2 separate regions of the Mus musculus genome follow, and region 1 is linked to region 2. The links are chromatin loops, found by intact Hi-C in ENCODE. Cell type or tissue: left cerebral cortex. All regions are shown on one strand.

The links. Hi-C counts contacts between places; a loop is a spot of excess contacts. Peaks named below come from ENCODE experiments on the same cell type or tissue, not always from the same donor. Only the 100,000 strongest peaks of a DNase experiment are listed, where the experiment ranks them.
Region 1: a loop joins it to region 2, with 4 times the contacts of the local background. A loop is called at or near these places in 2 of 42 quality-filtered maps.

What each region holds. Positions count from the first base shown.
Region 1 is chr3:157,561,138-157,569,137 of GRCm38, forward strand. It overlaps Ptger3 (prostaglandin E receptor 3 (subtype EP3)), which reads left to right and starts at 5,739. Exons shown (of 4, transcript NM_001359745.2): 1 at 5,739-6,708. The coding sequence starts at 5,881. In left cerebral cortex, a CTCF peak has its summit at 4,231 (motif pointing right); DNase peaks (open chromatin) are centred at 4,241, 5,693, 6,357, 6,837 and 1 more place; H3K4me3 peaks cover 1,615 bases.
Region 2 is chr3:157,943,186-157,951,185 of GRCm38, forward strand. It overlaps Ankrd13c (ankyrin repeat domain 13c), which reads left to right and starts at 3,815. Exons shown (of 13, transcript NM_001013806.2): 1 at 3,815-4,771. The coding sequence starts at 4,342. In left cerebral cortex, no CTCF peak of the experiment used is centred here; DNase peaks (open chromatin) are centred at 3,797, 3,999, 4,549 and 5,002; H3K4me3 peaks cover 3,615 bases; H3K27ac peaks cover 1,679 bases.

The DNA of each region.
Region 1 (8,000 bases), 380 kb before region 2:
CTGCCACCTCTAGTATACAGCTTTGGGCCCCATCTTTAGATAATCCAAGTAATGATGGTCCCACTTCTCAGAATCACCTTGCTGTATCAACTACTGTTCATTATTATTACAAAATTCTTGACAAAAGCAATTCAAGTGTTTGGTTTCTCTTACAGTTTGGGGACGGGCTGAGTTCACAGTGCAATGCAGTCATCCTGGCAGAGGTAAAACACAACTAACTGGTCAGTCACATCACACCCAGAGTCAGGGAGCAGAGAGATTGGCTGGGTTCCTTCTTTCCCTTTTCTGAATGGAGCTGCCCACACCCAGGGTGAATGTTCCATCCCTAGTTAATCCTCTCTGGAAACACCTTTACAGACACAGGCAAAGATTTACCTCCTGGATGAATAAATCCAGCCAAATTGACTGTGAAAATAAACTACCAAATAAACAAAACATTTAAAAAAAATAATTGGCTAGATTGTTAGCATTCAAGAAGGATGAAAATTTCCAGGAATATTGACCCAAAGGGGTGATCATATGTTACTAAACAAACAAAATATGCTGCCAGGACACTCCTAGTAATTACTGTCAGAGAAGAGTTAACAAATGTTCTGTTTTAGACTAGATTTATAGTTCAAGCATACATTTAAATCTTGGTTCTTTCTATGTGTGGTCAAGGTCATGTTTATTTTTATTTCTGAACAGATTTGATTTAGGGGTTTGTTTTTCAGACAAGATCTTGCCAGGTGGCCTTCACCAGGGTCTTCAAACTTATGGAAATTCTCCTGCCTTAACAAATCCTGAGATTATAGTTAGGTAGCACCATAATCAGCTTTATAATTGTATTTTTTGAAGACCTATGACAAAAACAATTTAACTTGCAAATATGTACCATGGTGTATATATGTAATAAAGAGTTCATACACATATGTACAATATATTGTATTTATTGTGTGTATATATGTATATATATATATGTATATATATAACATGTATATTTCTAGAATATTCTCTTTCACTGAACTTTGCCTTAGTTTCTTCCATGTGAATGGTATATAAACTCTACTTCAGAAAATATCATAAGTTTTTGGGAGGACTAAGCTCAGAGCCAGGCTGATCCAATGATAGGCTGCACACTGACAGTTTGGGAGACTAGGCCTACAAGCTATTTCCCAGAAATAAGAACCTGGATCTAGGAACTCATGATTAGCCTACCAGAGCCCCGGGCAACCAATCTGAGAACACCTTGTCATCTGGCCTGAAGTTAGAGTAGTAGCTAGAATGAATAAGCAACCCTCCAGGGAGGTTTCTGAGCCTAACCAATTGTAGAATTAGTCAGACCCCAAGAGATAAAGCTAACCAATCACCGTAAAAGGACGCATATCCCTGCCCAGAATTCCTCTAACTAACATTCGAGCCCACTATGCATCTCCATTCCCAAATCGGGAGACCTCTGCATTCGGGAAATTCAGCTGAATAAACACTCTTTGCTTTTGGATACTGTTTGAATCTGGGATATCATTCTTTGGTGATTCTTGAACCCTAACATTTTGGTGCTTAAATTTGGAAAGGACACATTAAAAACAGCAATGGTGGAGCTGGAAAGATGGCTCAGCAGTTAAGATCACTAACTGCTCTTCTTCAAGAGGTCCTGAGTTCAATTCCCAGCAACCACATGGTAGCTCACAACCATCTGTAATGGAATCCAATGCCCTCTTCTGGTATATCTGAAGGGAGCAACAGTGTACTCATATAAGTAAAATAAATATTTTTTAAAAGAGAAACATTACATTAAAAAAAACCAGCAATGTCTTCCTATGCTAGTATCACATTGCCTTGAAAAATTAATAAATGTTAGTTTTAAATAACAAAGACCATATTCTGCTAAAGTATAACTCAGTAGAAAACATTTGAAATGATTTTTAAAATCAGAGAGATTAATTTAAAAAATAAGTGGGAAACATGAAACAGAGGGCTGTTATTGGAATGAAGCTAACTGCTGAACCTTCATGAACATACCCTGGGAATCAGGGGTAGGGAAATCACAGCTGTACACATAAAAGGTGCTAGTGACTGCAATCAGGCTTGGAGAGGAGTCACACAACTGGGCCTACTGTAGAGATGCAAAAGAACCCATTCTGATCCACATCTCACAGCTGAACTCTGCCCAAAGTGAAGAGGCCTCTCAGAAAAGAAACAAGTACTGAGAAGCTAGAAATCATATAATTGTTGAATATGTCTACAGCTTAGATGCTTCTAAAGGAATGCCTACCCACTATGGGCAATTCAGGATGCATCAGGAAATTGAAAGACGCACCATTACCAGAGAGTGTGGTCCCATTACTGATTTACCAGCAAATTACTGAAGCACAGAGAAGGTCCATCTGCAGTGAACACAGAATAAAGCAGGCATGAGAGAGTGAAGACTCAGAAATAGCAACGGGCTTGTAATTCAGGAATTGTCCAGTGGGTCAGTCAAGTGACCACAGGAAAAAAATGCAACCCAGAGTCACTACAATGTATAATTTCCACTAAGTTATAGGATGCCACCTTCAGAGTAAATCAGCCCACAAATACAAGACTCCTGGGATCCCTCTACTTCCCTCGGTGGGGCTTCTGAAAAATCAAGAGATTGATGTTGAAATATAAACCTGATAGGTGTAGAGGCTTCAATGTGTTGGTTGGCATCCCTAAAACTAAGACAGTGTGTAACAGACCAGGTGCCCAGTGAGTACTCACTGAATGACTGAAGACGAAGGATGAGAAAGAACCACTGTTCTTACATGGCAACAGTGGATCTGGTTCTGAGGCCAAGTCCCTAGGGACGTTTAATGTGGTAAGTTCATACACATTAGCTGAATATTAAAATGTGGTTGAATCTAAAAAAAATGATACAAATGAGATGAATCATTTGCATATTGAAATTAAAATATTAATATTTTAATATTAATCTCTAGAGATTAATTTAATCTCTAAAGCAGAATTTAAATGTGACGATAGGTGAATATAAGCTTTAATGTTTTTGAAAAATGAAAATACGCTCCTTTTATTTCAGCCTCCACTGGTTTATTGGTTAATCAGAGATTCAAGTACAGGGCTGAGCTCATTCCCTCAAGCCTGTGGAAATGATCAGTCTAGTGATAAGATTTGTAATCCCAGCAATGGGGGCAAGGGGGACAAGGATCCTTATCCCTGAGGATCACGGACTAGTCATTCTATCCCAATTTGTGAGCTCCAGGAGATGAGAGACCCAGTCTCAAAGTACATGGAGGGAAAGAGGAGAACATGATCAGGTATTGGGGTGGGGTGGGGGTGACACTGGACTGAAGCCCCGAGGGCCAGCAGAAAGAATAGAAACAGTCAACCTATGGCGGTAGTAGGTGGGGGGACCCTCTAGAATGTATTAGAAACCTGGGACATGAGAGACTCTCAGGACTCAAAGGTAGGGGCCTTAGATGAAATGCCCTACAGTGGGGAGAGGGAGCTTATAGAGTCCACCTCCAGCAGAAAGACAGGACATCAAGTGAAGGGATGGGGTTGCCATCCTACAGTCAAAAACTCTGACCCAAAATTGTTCCTGTCTGAAAAAAAAACCTGCAGAGTCAAAAATGGAGGAGAGCCTAAGATAAAGAAGGTCCAGTGACTGGCCCAAATTGGCATCCAGCTCAAGGGGAGGCCTCAAGGCCTGACACTATTACTGATATTATGGAGTGTTTACAAACAGGAACCTATCATGACTGCCCTCCGAAAGGCCCAACAAGCAGCAGCTGAAAGACTCAGATGCAGATATTTACACCTAACCAATGGACAGAGGCTGGTGACCCCTGTGGTTGAATTAGGGAAAAGCTGGGAGAAGCTGAGCAGGAGGGCAACCCAATAGGAAGAGCAGTAGTCTCAACTAACCTGGACTCCGGAGATCGCTCAGACACTGAGCCACCAACCAGGCAGCATACACCAGCTGGTATGAGGCCCCCAACACACATACAGCAGAGGACTGATGGGTCTGGGTTCAGTCAGAGAAGATGCACCTAACCCTCAAGAGACTTCAGGTTTCAAGGAGTGGGGAAGGTCTTGAGGGGTGGGGGGTGGGGAACATCCTCTTGGAGCCGGGGTTTTGGGGGGAGGAGGAGGTATGGGATGTGGAACAGTTAGAAGGCAGACCAGGAGGGGGATTAAAGAATTAAAAAAAAAAATGTTTTAAAGAAATTCTCTTTAATACAAGATAGTGCATGTTAGCAGTTTAGCCACTAGAGGGGAGTGTCGTTTCAAATGAACTAAGTCAACTCTTGGCAGCTAGCAAAAGAACCAACAGGAAAACAACCAGGAGAATCTAAAAGTTACTTATTTGCAGGGTGAACAGCTAAAATGTAGGTAACTCTGGCTGGGAAAAAAAAAATGCTTCAAGAAGAGAAGGGTTTCTGAAACTTTGTTAAGAGCTGTCAACAAAGGAATACACATGGCTCCAGCTGCATATGTAGCAGAGGATGGTCTTGTCATGGTATCAAGTGGAAGGAGAGGTCCTTGGTCCTATGAAGGTTGGATAGATGCCCCAGTGTAGGGGAATCAAAGGTGGGGAGGTGGGAGTGGGTGGGTGGGTGGAGGAACACCCTCTTAGAAGCAGGGGGAGAGATGTGATAGGGTGTTACAGGGAGGGGCGGGAAAGGGGATAACATGAAATGTAAATGAAAATATCCAATAAGAGAGAGAGAGAGGGAGAGAGAGAGAGAGGGAGAGAGAGAGAGAGATTGATTAACTATCTTTGCCAATACATGTTCTTATGGTCGACCTTCTCAGTAAGCATTAGGCAGGGGGAAGTGACCTAATGAATAGAATGCTAACCACTCAAAGGAAGACCTGAATTGGGATTCCCAACACCTGAGTAAAAGTAGCCTGGCTGTTGGGCTTGGGTGTGTGAGGCCATACCAGGCCGGGAGTCACAGTGGAAGACACTCCATGTTGAAGTCTGACCTCAATGTAAATACGAAAGGACTCTCTCTCTCTCTCTCTCTCTCTCTCTCTCTCTCTCTCTCTCTCTCTCTCTCTCTCTCTCTCTCACACACACACACACACACACACAGCGGGGTGGGAAATAGGGGGATGATAATGTAAACAAGTTAGTTATTAATAAATATAAAATTTTTGATCTAACTAAAGGGTGGCATATTTTCTTTGATGTATGAATTCCAGAATACTCTTAAAATTTAAATGTATCATTATACTGAAATGTCACTCAGTGAAAATGTGAATTTGCTATGTACTTTCACCTGTGTGCTTACTTGGTTTTGGATTTTTAAACTGACATTATCCTAGAAAAGTATTTTACCAATATGAGTTTGGAATTAGTCCAAAGTAAAATAAGGCAATAGTTTCAGGAAGACTTAAAACACAAACTCATCCCTATTCTTTCCCAGATGTGAGTATCATATGTATATACATATGATATTGATACATATACATATATATATTTATATATATATATTAAATAAAACAAATTCAATGACAGTCAAACATGAGGAGAAATCAGCATTGCGATTCACGCAGCTACTAACATGTCAGATTTCGTCTTTTCTCCAGTGTCACGTAACCCAAAGGCTGATGAGCACTTTACAGAGTCCCAGAGCTGGAGAGGCAGACCTAGGGGGCGCGGCGCCAGGTGATCCCAGCCCACACCGCCCTTCGCCTGCCTACTCGCAGCACCGCCCCTCGAGCTCCAAGGCGCGGGAGGAGCCTCGCGCGGCGTCGGGCGGCGCCTGTCCAGTCCCCGCAGCCTAGCGCGGGAGGCGGCGGGCGATGGAGAGCAGAGCCTGGGCTCCGGCTGTCCCCCAGTGCACTCTGCTGCTATCCCGCAGCTGAGCCGGGAGGCTCCGGCCCCGTGCGCCCTACCGTGGCCCCGCCACTATGGCTAGCATGTGGGCGCCGGAGCACTCTGCTGAAGCGCACAGCAACCTGTCAAGTACTACCGACGACTGCGGCTCCGTGTCCGTGGCCTTTCCCATCACCATGATGGTCACTGGCTTCGTGGGCAACGCGCTGGCCATGCTGCTCGTGTCGCGCAGCTACCGGCGCCGCGAGAGCAAGCGCAAGAAGTCTTTCCTGCTGTGCATTGGCTGGCTGGCGCTCACCGACTTAGTGGGGCAGCTCCTGACCAGCCCGGTGGTCATCCTCGTGTACCTGTCACAGCGACGCTGGGAGCAGCTCGACCCATCGGGGCGTCTGTGCACCTTCTTCGGGCTAACCATGACAGTGTTCGGGCTATCCTCGCTCCTGGTGGCCAGCGCCATGGCCGTGGAGCGCGCCCTGGCCATCCGTGCGCCGCACTGGTATGCCAGCCACATGAAGACTCGCGCCACGCGCGCGGTACTGCTGGGCGTGTGGCTGTCTGTGCTCGCCTTCGCGCTGCTGCCGGTGCTGGGCGTGGGCCGCTACAGCGTGCAGTGGCCGGGCACGTGGTGCTTCATCAGCACCGGGCCGGCGGGCAACGAGACAGACCCTGCGCGCGAGCCGGGCAGCGTGGCCTTTGCCTCCGCCTTCGCCTGCTTGGGCTTGCTGGCTCTGGTGGTGACCTTTGCCTGCAACCTGGCGACCATCAAAGCCCTGGTGTCCCGCTGTCGGGCCAAAGCCGCCGTCTCGCAGTCCAGCGCCCAGTGGGGCAGAATCACCACGGAGACGGCCATCCAGCTCATGGGGATCATGTGTGTGCTGTCCGTCTGTTGGTCGCCGCTATTGGTAAGTAGTTGGTAGAGTGGGGGCGTTTGTAGGGAGCCGTAAATGTAGGGAAACTTTCTGAAAGTGACTAGCACCCAGAATTCCTGCCGCTCATGCGGCCCCGGGTTGCAGCCTCCAGCCAAGAGCCTAAGCCGCTTGCGGAGCTTACAAGAGCTAGTCAAGTCGGTCCAGACTTGCCAGGCGCTTGTGAAGATGCAAACAGCCTAGGCACAGAGGTGGGTAGACGCTGCTCAAGCCAGTGCAGACTGATGTTTGCCCCTTGCGTTATAAGAGGAGGTATGATGACAACTCTAGCTCAACCTGCTAATCCCGCTGCGATGTTTGGGCACCTGGGAGCCAGGCAGGTCCTATGGCTTCAGCCGCACAGCAACTAACCTTCTTGGCAAACTGTCTTTCTGTTGCCAGCACTAAAGGTTCTCAGGTAGCTACTGTCTGCAGGGAGGGTCAGGAAGGCACAGATGCCGCAGCCCCCTAAGAAGCCGGGTACTGTGTACACCAAAGTGGAGGACTCTCCAGTAGCACACACACACACACACGCACTACCCCCCCCAACACACACACACTTGTGCCCCCCCCCCCCATCCTTATAGAGGAGTGAATCGCAGATCTCCGCAATTCCAGAGACAGGAGGTAAGGGTTTCTCGGTCCTTGGCATCGTATCCATCACAGAACTACCCAGAGGAAGCCATGCTTCCGCATGCTCCCTATCCCCAACTCTCACATGGTGTTTTTGAGGGTTTTTTTTTTTTTCCTGTGGCACTTGTAGCTAGAAACTTCTGTGGATAAGTGTGGTTTGCTAATTGGCAAAGAATGGATGCTTACTTTGGGCTCACACAGCCTGGCTTAATGTGCAGAGGAGCATCCCCATGGTGTGGTACAGTTATTGACCATTACATAGCAGACTCGATTCTCTCTCTCTCTCTCTCTCTCTCTCTCTCTCTCTCTCCCTCTCTCTCTCTCTGTCTGTCTTACATCTCTCTCTCCCATTTACATATACAGTTCAGTGAGGTCAGCGACATGTTGATGTGCCACATAAGGTTAATCTCCTTTCAAATGGTTATATGGTTCTTTTCTTTACCCACCCTCCCTGAGTATGTATGACAAGCCTTAGAGATCCCTGCGGTAACTGGCCTGGAGTTGTACAGACAGGACAGTGCTGCTGGGACCTAACTGCTCACAAGTGACTGAGTAGTCACTGTTCTCCAGGAGCTGGAGCACAGGCTGATGTCATCACCATGTTTATCAGAACCAGCACCAATTTTAGACATTTACTGCTGTGGTTGAGGAATGGG
Region 2 (8,000 bases):
TGGAAGCCCTTTGAATGGTGTAAATTTAGGAATGACCACAACTAGCTGACTGTTAAGACACTTGACATTCTTTTTTTTTTTTTAAAGATTTATTTATTCATTATATGTAAGTACACTGTCGTCAGACACTTGAGAAGAGAGAGTCAGATTTCGTTATGGATGATTGTGAGCCATCATGTGGTTGCTGGGATTTGAACTCAGTACCTTTGGAAGAACAGTCAGTGCTCTTAACCGCTAAGCCATCTCTCCAGCCCCCGAATGTGACACTCTTGAGAAGGCCATTTGGGCACTTTTCCTAAGTGCATCTCTTTTTGTTTTAAACATGTTTGCCTCCTCTTAGTAAATCCAAATTCTGCTTTAACTGGCTTGTCCAGTTTTAGGAGAGCAGAGGTCTTTTTGAAGCACACCTGTGGGTGCTGCAGGTACCAGCATGGGAGCAATGCATCTCATCCCTGACACTGCAACGCTAAGTATGGCTCCCTCCTCACAGAACTCAAAGGCCAAGAAGATGAAGGAGGCATATGGAAATTGTAATGGAGAATGAGGAAGAAGGAAAGACAGGAAACATAATTCAGGAGGCTGTGTTGCTGCTAGGAGAGGTGATTTCCAACATGGATCCTAAAGTCTTTTCCTGCCATAGACTTCTTCTTCAATACCACAGAAAACTCTTTTTTTTTTTCCCCGAGACAGGGTTTTCCTGTGTAGCCTTGGCTGTCCTGGATTCAGAAATCTGCCTGCTTCTGCCTCCCAAGTGCTGGTATTAAAGGCGTGTACCACCATGCCCAATTCCACAGAAAACTCTTGTCACTAATATTTGGAATAGATTTTCTGGGAGCATAATATGAATTATAAAGTGCCACACGCTCTGGTTGAGTCAGCTTGACAAGCTGAGAGGCTTGGATGCTACACACGAGGCAGAAGGGTTTCACGGAAACTCACTCCTGGAGTCTGGCGTTCTCTCTAACCCATACATTAATTTTCCATTCCCGAGTTAGTCTAGTGTATGGATCCACGTGCTCTCTTTTAGTATTATCCTATTATAAGTGCCTTTTAAGATTGAATTCTGACATAGCTAAAGCCTTCACCAGTGTTCCAACAGTCCTAGAAAGTCCTTGAGCAAGACCATGGGCTTGGAAATTCAGTAAAAATGTTGCTATTCAGTGACATTCAGAATTGCCTCTGGTACTACACTATCACTTTGAATAAAAACTAAGTCACTGCCCTACACATGAATTTACCATCACCTAGGAAGAAGGGAGTTTCAGACCTAAGGAGAAACCAGAGTAGATACTTAGAACTATAGATAGCTGAGTTATACCCAGACGCACGTATTTACAATGGCCTAGGGGGAAGGTGGACTATACAATAGACTAAAATAGGAACTTTGGCAAGGGCACGAAGCCCTTGACCCTGGCTTCTAAAATTAAGTGAATCTTAGGTGGAGCCCTTGTTTTTTATTTTTTTTTATTACGTATTTTCCTCAATTACATTTCCAATGCTATCCCAAAAGTCCTCCACATCCACCCCCCCCCCCACTCCCCTACCCACCCATTCCCATTTTTTGGCCCTGGCGTTCCCCTGTACTGGGGCGTATAAAGTTTGCCTGACCTATGGGCCTCTCTTTCCATTGATGGCCGACTAGGCCATCTTTTGATACATATGCAGCTAGAGTCAAGAGCTCTGGGGTACTGGTTAGTTCATAATGTTGTTGGTGGAGCCCTTGTTGATCCCAGTTGTTAACAATGAATTCTATCCCAGGTGGTTCCTGTTAGACCTGTGTTTGCATTCCTCTGATTTATGTAAGAATCCAGTAACCTCTTTGTACCTTGTGAGTGTGTCACCCAACTTCCTTATTGTCTTCTGTATAAAAAGTTCGATTTGACAAATTACATTCAGATTCTACACAACCTCTCCTGTGTGCATCTATCTGTCATCCCATCAGACACTTTCCCCACCTGCGACTAGAGACCCATTCCACACAGACAAAGGGATCCAGAGGGTCTGTGGCAATAAAATGTATCAAAATTGCTTCAGAATTTTATAAAAACCAAACTTGTGTATATACTCATCTTTATTAGGTGTAATGCAGATATAGCACTATCATGAAGTTAAAAAACAAAACGAAACAAAAACCAATAAAACAACACAAGGGACTGGGGAGACTGGGCTTTCATAAGTTCTTTAAAACCTCTTTCAGATACTACTTCCTCCACAAAGACTTTTAAAAATGATTTTGTTTATTTTTATTTTATATGTTTTTTTTTTTTTTGCCCGAATGTATATCTGTGTGAGGGTGTTAGGTAGTCAGAAACTGCTGGAGTTACATACAGATAGTTGTAAACTGTCATGTGGGTGCCGGAAGCTGAATCCCAGGTCCTCTGAAAAAGCAGCCACTTCTCTCAACTGCCGATCCTCCTCTCCAAGCCCTTCACAAAGACTTTCTGAAATTTGATTTCTGTGTCAATTTAAACTAATAATTTCCCCTTATGTTATATTGGGATGTTACAGAATCTCAGAATTTACATTTTTCTTGTACTAAATATCTTTAATAGTACTCATATTTTGATGTCCCTACCCATTACATACTATAAGCCTTAAACCTCAAAGTTTAAAGGGATGAGATGTTTGTTTTTTGAGAACAGTCACTTGAGGCAACCTTCCTGTATCTACTTCCCGAGTGCTGGGATTGTAAGCATATACCACCACAATAGGTTGTCTTAAAAAAAAATGTTCATGGTGTTTGATTTCACTGAAAGAACACTTAGGAGTTTTAACATCCATCAAGAGGTAGCAGCCAGTAATTAGGTACATGATTTTGGCTGCCTACCTACTATTTACTGTTTTTTTTTTTTTTTTTTAAGACTAATTTTGTGTGTGTGTGTGGGTATGCACCAGAGGACAATTTGTTGGAATGGGTTCTTTTCTTTTACCATGTGGGTCCCAGGGATTGAATGCTCAGTGGCATGTCATGTCACTGGTCCATCTACTAATTTTGGGACAGCATTCACTCTGTAGCTCAGGCTAGCCTTGAATCCATGTGATCAATCCTTTTGCCCTTCCTCAGTTTCTGGAGTGCTGGAACTTATTGATGTGAGCCACCATGTTCAGTTTAGTTTTCTAAATGTTCACAATTTCATCACACACACACACACACACACACACACACACACACACAGTGCTTTGATTCCCACTCACTACCTCGACTATTCATTCTATACGTCTTATGGCACTTTTGTTCTACACCATTTTATTTCGCTGGGTTACTGTGCAATTCCTGAATCTGATCTAAGATCCGTTTCCTACTTCCAAAGAATTTATGTCCAAAATTCCAAACTGTATAACTAGCACTCTGTGTAAAAACACCAAGGACCTCCAACTTCAATATGCTAAATTTGAACTCATTTTTAAAGGAGTCTTAAGCTTTTTCCGGATTCACTGTATCCCAGAGCATGCTTTCATCATCTCTCACCCGGGTTACTGCCCACTTATTTAAAAACAATTACTCCATTTCCTCAAGTAAGCATCCTCCACATACTTTAACTCTGACGTTTGTCCCAAATACACTCAACTAACAGCTGTTTGAAAAATCCTCCATTCCCGGTGTAATAAACAGCCTTTGAATTCCAAAGTCAGGCCCTAGATTCCTCCAGGATAACTGGCCATCTCTCCTCGCCTACAGCCTTGCCAGCCTGAGCAAGTCCTTGCACAGGTTAGGGAACCCAGCAGAGTCTTAGCGAGTGTTTACTGAAGGTCCAGCGCAGCTGAGTGACGTCACGTCCGATATCCGGTGGTGTCTTCCTACGTCGTTCTGAGGGAGGTTGACAAACAGGGTTTCAGCCTTTAAGCTAGAGTTCGTAACTGCCGTTGACCTCCTCCTTTACGAAGGCCCAGAGCACCAGGTCAGAGCTCTGAGTCTGGGTCTGAATTCAGCCGCAGGGCCCGGCCCAGGGTGGAACCCTGTGCGAGAGGAGCGCGGGCGCTGCCCGGACCCTGACCCAAGCGCAGAAGCGGCCCTCTAACACTCCGCGGCGGCGTTTCCTCCGAAGCTCTCGCGAGAGGAGCCGGGGAAAGATGGCTGCGCCGGGTCTTTCCGAGTGAGGAGGAGGCGGCGGCGGCGGCGCCGGGCGTCGTGCGGTCGTGGTCTCTTGAGCTGCGGCTTTCCTCGTCCGAGACGAGGGCCGCCGCCTCCGGGAGATGCGCGTGTCGCGGACCCGCGGTCGCCCCGGGAGTTCATGCTGCGTGCTAGGCTCGCGGCCGCCGCTCTAATCGCCCGGCGCCGCCGCCGCGCCGGCTCGGCCCGCGGTGAGCCTCCCGGAGCCTGTCCCGCGCGCCGCGGCGGCTATGACCGGGGAGAAGATCCGCTCCCTGCGGAGGGACCACAAGCCCAGCAAAGAGGACGGGGACGTGCTGGAGCCCTGCGAGGAGGAGGCGACAGCCGCGCTCGGCGGCGCCTTCACCGGGGGCAGAAGCGGACCGGGCGGCAGCGGCAAGGGCGGCAAGGCCTGCCATAAGATCTTCAGCCACCACCACCGGCTGCAGCTGAAGGCGCCCGCCGTTCCGGGCCCCGGCGTTCCGGCCCCGCCGCAGCACAACGCAGTGACTGCCACCTGCCCTGCCCCGGCCTGCCTGGGCGGCAGCAACCCCGCTTTAGTCGCTGACGGAGGCGGCTGCCCCTCGCTCTACCCGGTCCACGAGTGCGTCTTTAAGGGGGACGTGAGGAGACTGTCCTCGCTCATCCGCACGCACAATATCGGACAGAAAGATAATCATGGTGAGCTTTGCCTAATTTCCGTCCCCTCGGAGGTGGGGTGGGGGTGACCGTTGGCCTCCGGGTTCCCGGTCCCTTCTCCCGCACCGTGTTTTCCTCTGGCGGAAAACCTCGAGTCTTTTCAGGTGCAGCGAGCGTGCCAGGGGTCAGGGTGCAGCAAGGATGTTTTCTTCTTTTCCACCTGAGCATTTCGGGACAGGTTGCATTTTCTCTGCGGCAGTCTTTGCGAGTGCCAAAAGGTCGGGCTATCTCACATCCAGGCAGGTCTTCTGGGTTTTAGGGAACGTTTCCTTTTTCCCTCCCTCCCTTCTTGCCGGTCTTCACCGCCCAGGTACGCGCAGATAGATGTGAGTTTTTATCCGTCACTGACCTCGTGCTGTAAACACTGGTTTTTGAAAGCCATACTGAAATGTGTCCGCATTTAATTTCCCAAAGCAATTGAAGAGACTTTTGTTTTTGTTGCTCTTTCCACACCAGGACCATTTTTCATCTTGATTGAGACTAAAGACATACTATGGTTTTCATTATAAAGTCTTAGCCACATGTACTGGCTGGTTTTATGTGTCAACTTGACACAGTTGGAGTTATCACAGAGAAAGGAGCTTCAGTTGAGGAAATGCCTCCATGAGATCCAACCTGTAAGGCATTTTCTCAATTAGTGATCAAGGGGGAAAGGCCCCTTGGGTGGGACCATCTCTGGGCTGGTAGTCTTGGGTTCTATAAGAGATCAGGCTGAGCAAGCCAGGGGAAGCAAGCCAGTAAAAAACATCCCTCCATGGCTTCTGCATCAGCTCCTGCTTTCTGACCTGCTTGAGTTCCAGTCCTGACTTCCTTGGTGATGAACAGCAGTATGTAAGTGTAAGCCGAATAAACCCTTTCCTCCCCAACTTGTTTCTTGGTCATCATGTTTGTGCAGGAATAGAAACCCTGACTAAGACAGCACATGTTTGAGAAAGCATGGTATATTTGGTAGTGAACGGTATCAGTATCTACTTTTGGCCGAATCTTGCCTGGTGATTTTTTAACCCCTTTAAAGCAACTTGTTGTTGTTGTTTTTGTAAAGACTTATTTGCATCCTCCCCTGCCTCCCCCCCCCCTACTTCGTGGTGCTGTGGATTGTATCTAACTAAGGTCTTGTGAAATAGTAATTGTTGAAAATATTTTTCAATGTTTTATTAACAGGCAAATATTGTTGGCAGCTGTTTTTAACCTGACCATTCATTCTACATTAATTAATTAGGTAAACTGCTCAAGATGGTATTATACATTTGTGCACAAAATGGTTTTGCACATTAATGCAATACCACCTGTGAAAATAAGCTTCCTGAATTTCATTGGTTTTTAGATTTTTTTTTTTTATCTAAAATTAGAACAAAAGTAGAAAACAAAACAAAAAAAATGAATGATTTTGGTTCAGTTTTCTGTCTTTGTCTTCTGATTTTGTAAGACCAGTCTGGCCTCGAACTCAGAAATCTGCCTGCCTCTACCTCCCAAGTGCTGGGATTAAAGGTGTGCGCCACCACCGCCCGGCCTTTTAGTCTATTTTACTGTGCTGTTCTACCAAGCACATTTGACTGCTACCGAGAACTAGATGCCGACTTAAACAGTTGAATCGTAGCCCTAGTGTATTGGTTAGTAGGATGCTGTTTAGACGTGGTCTAGTAGTAGCTGTGTTTTATCTTTGCCTTTAGAACTTAGTTACATGCCTTAAAGTCTCTTTGAAAATGGTCAAACATCCCCTTTGCAAGTTAATGCTCTTTAAGAGATAAGTGGATGCCATAGGAACTACTGAAATTTTGGAATTACTGATTGTTGAGCTTCTAGTTATGTATTTATCATTTTTAAAAACTAAATACTTTTCAGAATAATTAGAATTCTATATATCCTTAAAGGATACTCCTGACCTTTACCCACCAAAATTCACCTTTTTTTGTATTTCATTTAGCTGCCTTTATATCACTTATGATCAAAGCAGCTATGGGCTCTTGCCTGTAAAAAGTGCAACCATGCCTCTTTTTGGCACACTCAGGGAAGAGGCACTGCTGTGCTCTTCTGTAGTTTCATAGTGTCCCCATTAAACTCTAAGATCAGTATTTTTTTTTTTAACCGAATTTATTTCTGCATGCCTGTTTGTGAAGATCCAAGGACAACTTGTGGAGAATTAAGTCTCTCTTTCATTGTGTGGGTCCCAGGATTGAATTGAACCCAGGTTGTCTGTTGTTCCCATTACTGCAGGTTAACTTAACCCTAGCCGCCTCCGCCTCCAGCCTAGCTATTAAAACTTTTTTTTTTTTAGATTTATTTTTATTTTATGTGCCTTCCTTTGTTTCTACAACTCTGGGATTTCAAGCATGTGCTACCACATCCAACTTCTTTTTGAAAATTATTTTATTTTTTTATGTGCATTGGTGTTCTGCCTTCATGTCTGTGTGAGGATGCCAGATCTTGGAGTTACAAACAATTGTGGGCTGCCATGTGGGTGCTGGGAATTGAACCTGGGTCTTCAGAAGTTTCATCAGTGCTGTTAGTACTCTCAACTGCTGAGAGATCTCTCCAGCCCCCATACCCAACTTTCATATCAAGGATTCAAACTCAGGTCCTCAGGGTTGTTTAGCAGTTATTTTACCAGTTGAATCCAGCCCTGTAGTTTTATTCTTTAAATGGATTTTGTCAAATGATTTTCTTTAAGATTTATTTATTATATGTAAGTACACTGTAGCTTTCTTCAGACACTCCAGAAGAGGCCATCAGATTTCGTTACAGATGGTTGTGAGCCACCATGAGGTTGCTGGGATTTGAACTCTGGACCTTCGGAAGAGCAGTCGGCGCTCTTAACCACTGAGCCATCTCACCAGCCCTCAAATGATTTTCTTAAAAGGCTCTTACTGAGTTTCTATCAAAAAAGTGTCCAGAAGGGCACAGACCTTTGCTAAGGTTGCATATGCAATAGAAACCATGAGGCTAGAATTAGAAATAATGACCAGAAGGTGGTGGCCCATGACTTTGAATTCAGCATTATTGGAGGCAGAGCAGGAGGATCTCTGAGCTGGAGGCCAGTTTGGTCTTCAGATTTTGTTCCACGGTGGACAGGTCTACACAGAGAAACCATGTCTGAAAACCAGCCAAACAGACAGACAAACAAACAAAAAAGGGAAAAAGGAGAAAACAAAAGATACAGAAATAATGCCTAGAATTCCTAAGCTCATATCAACCTCTTACTATCAGCTGGTGG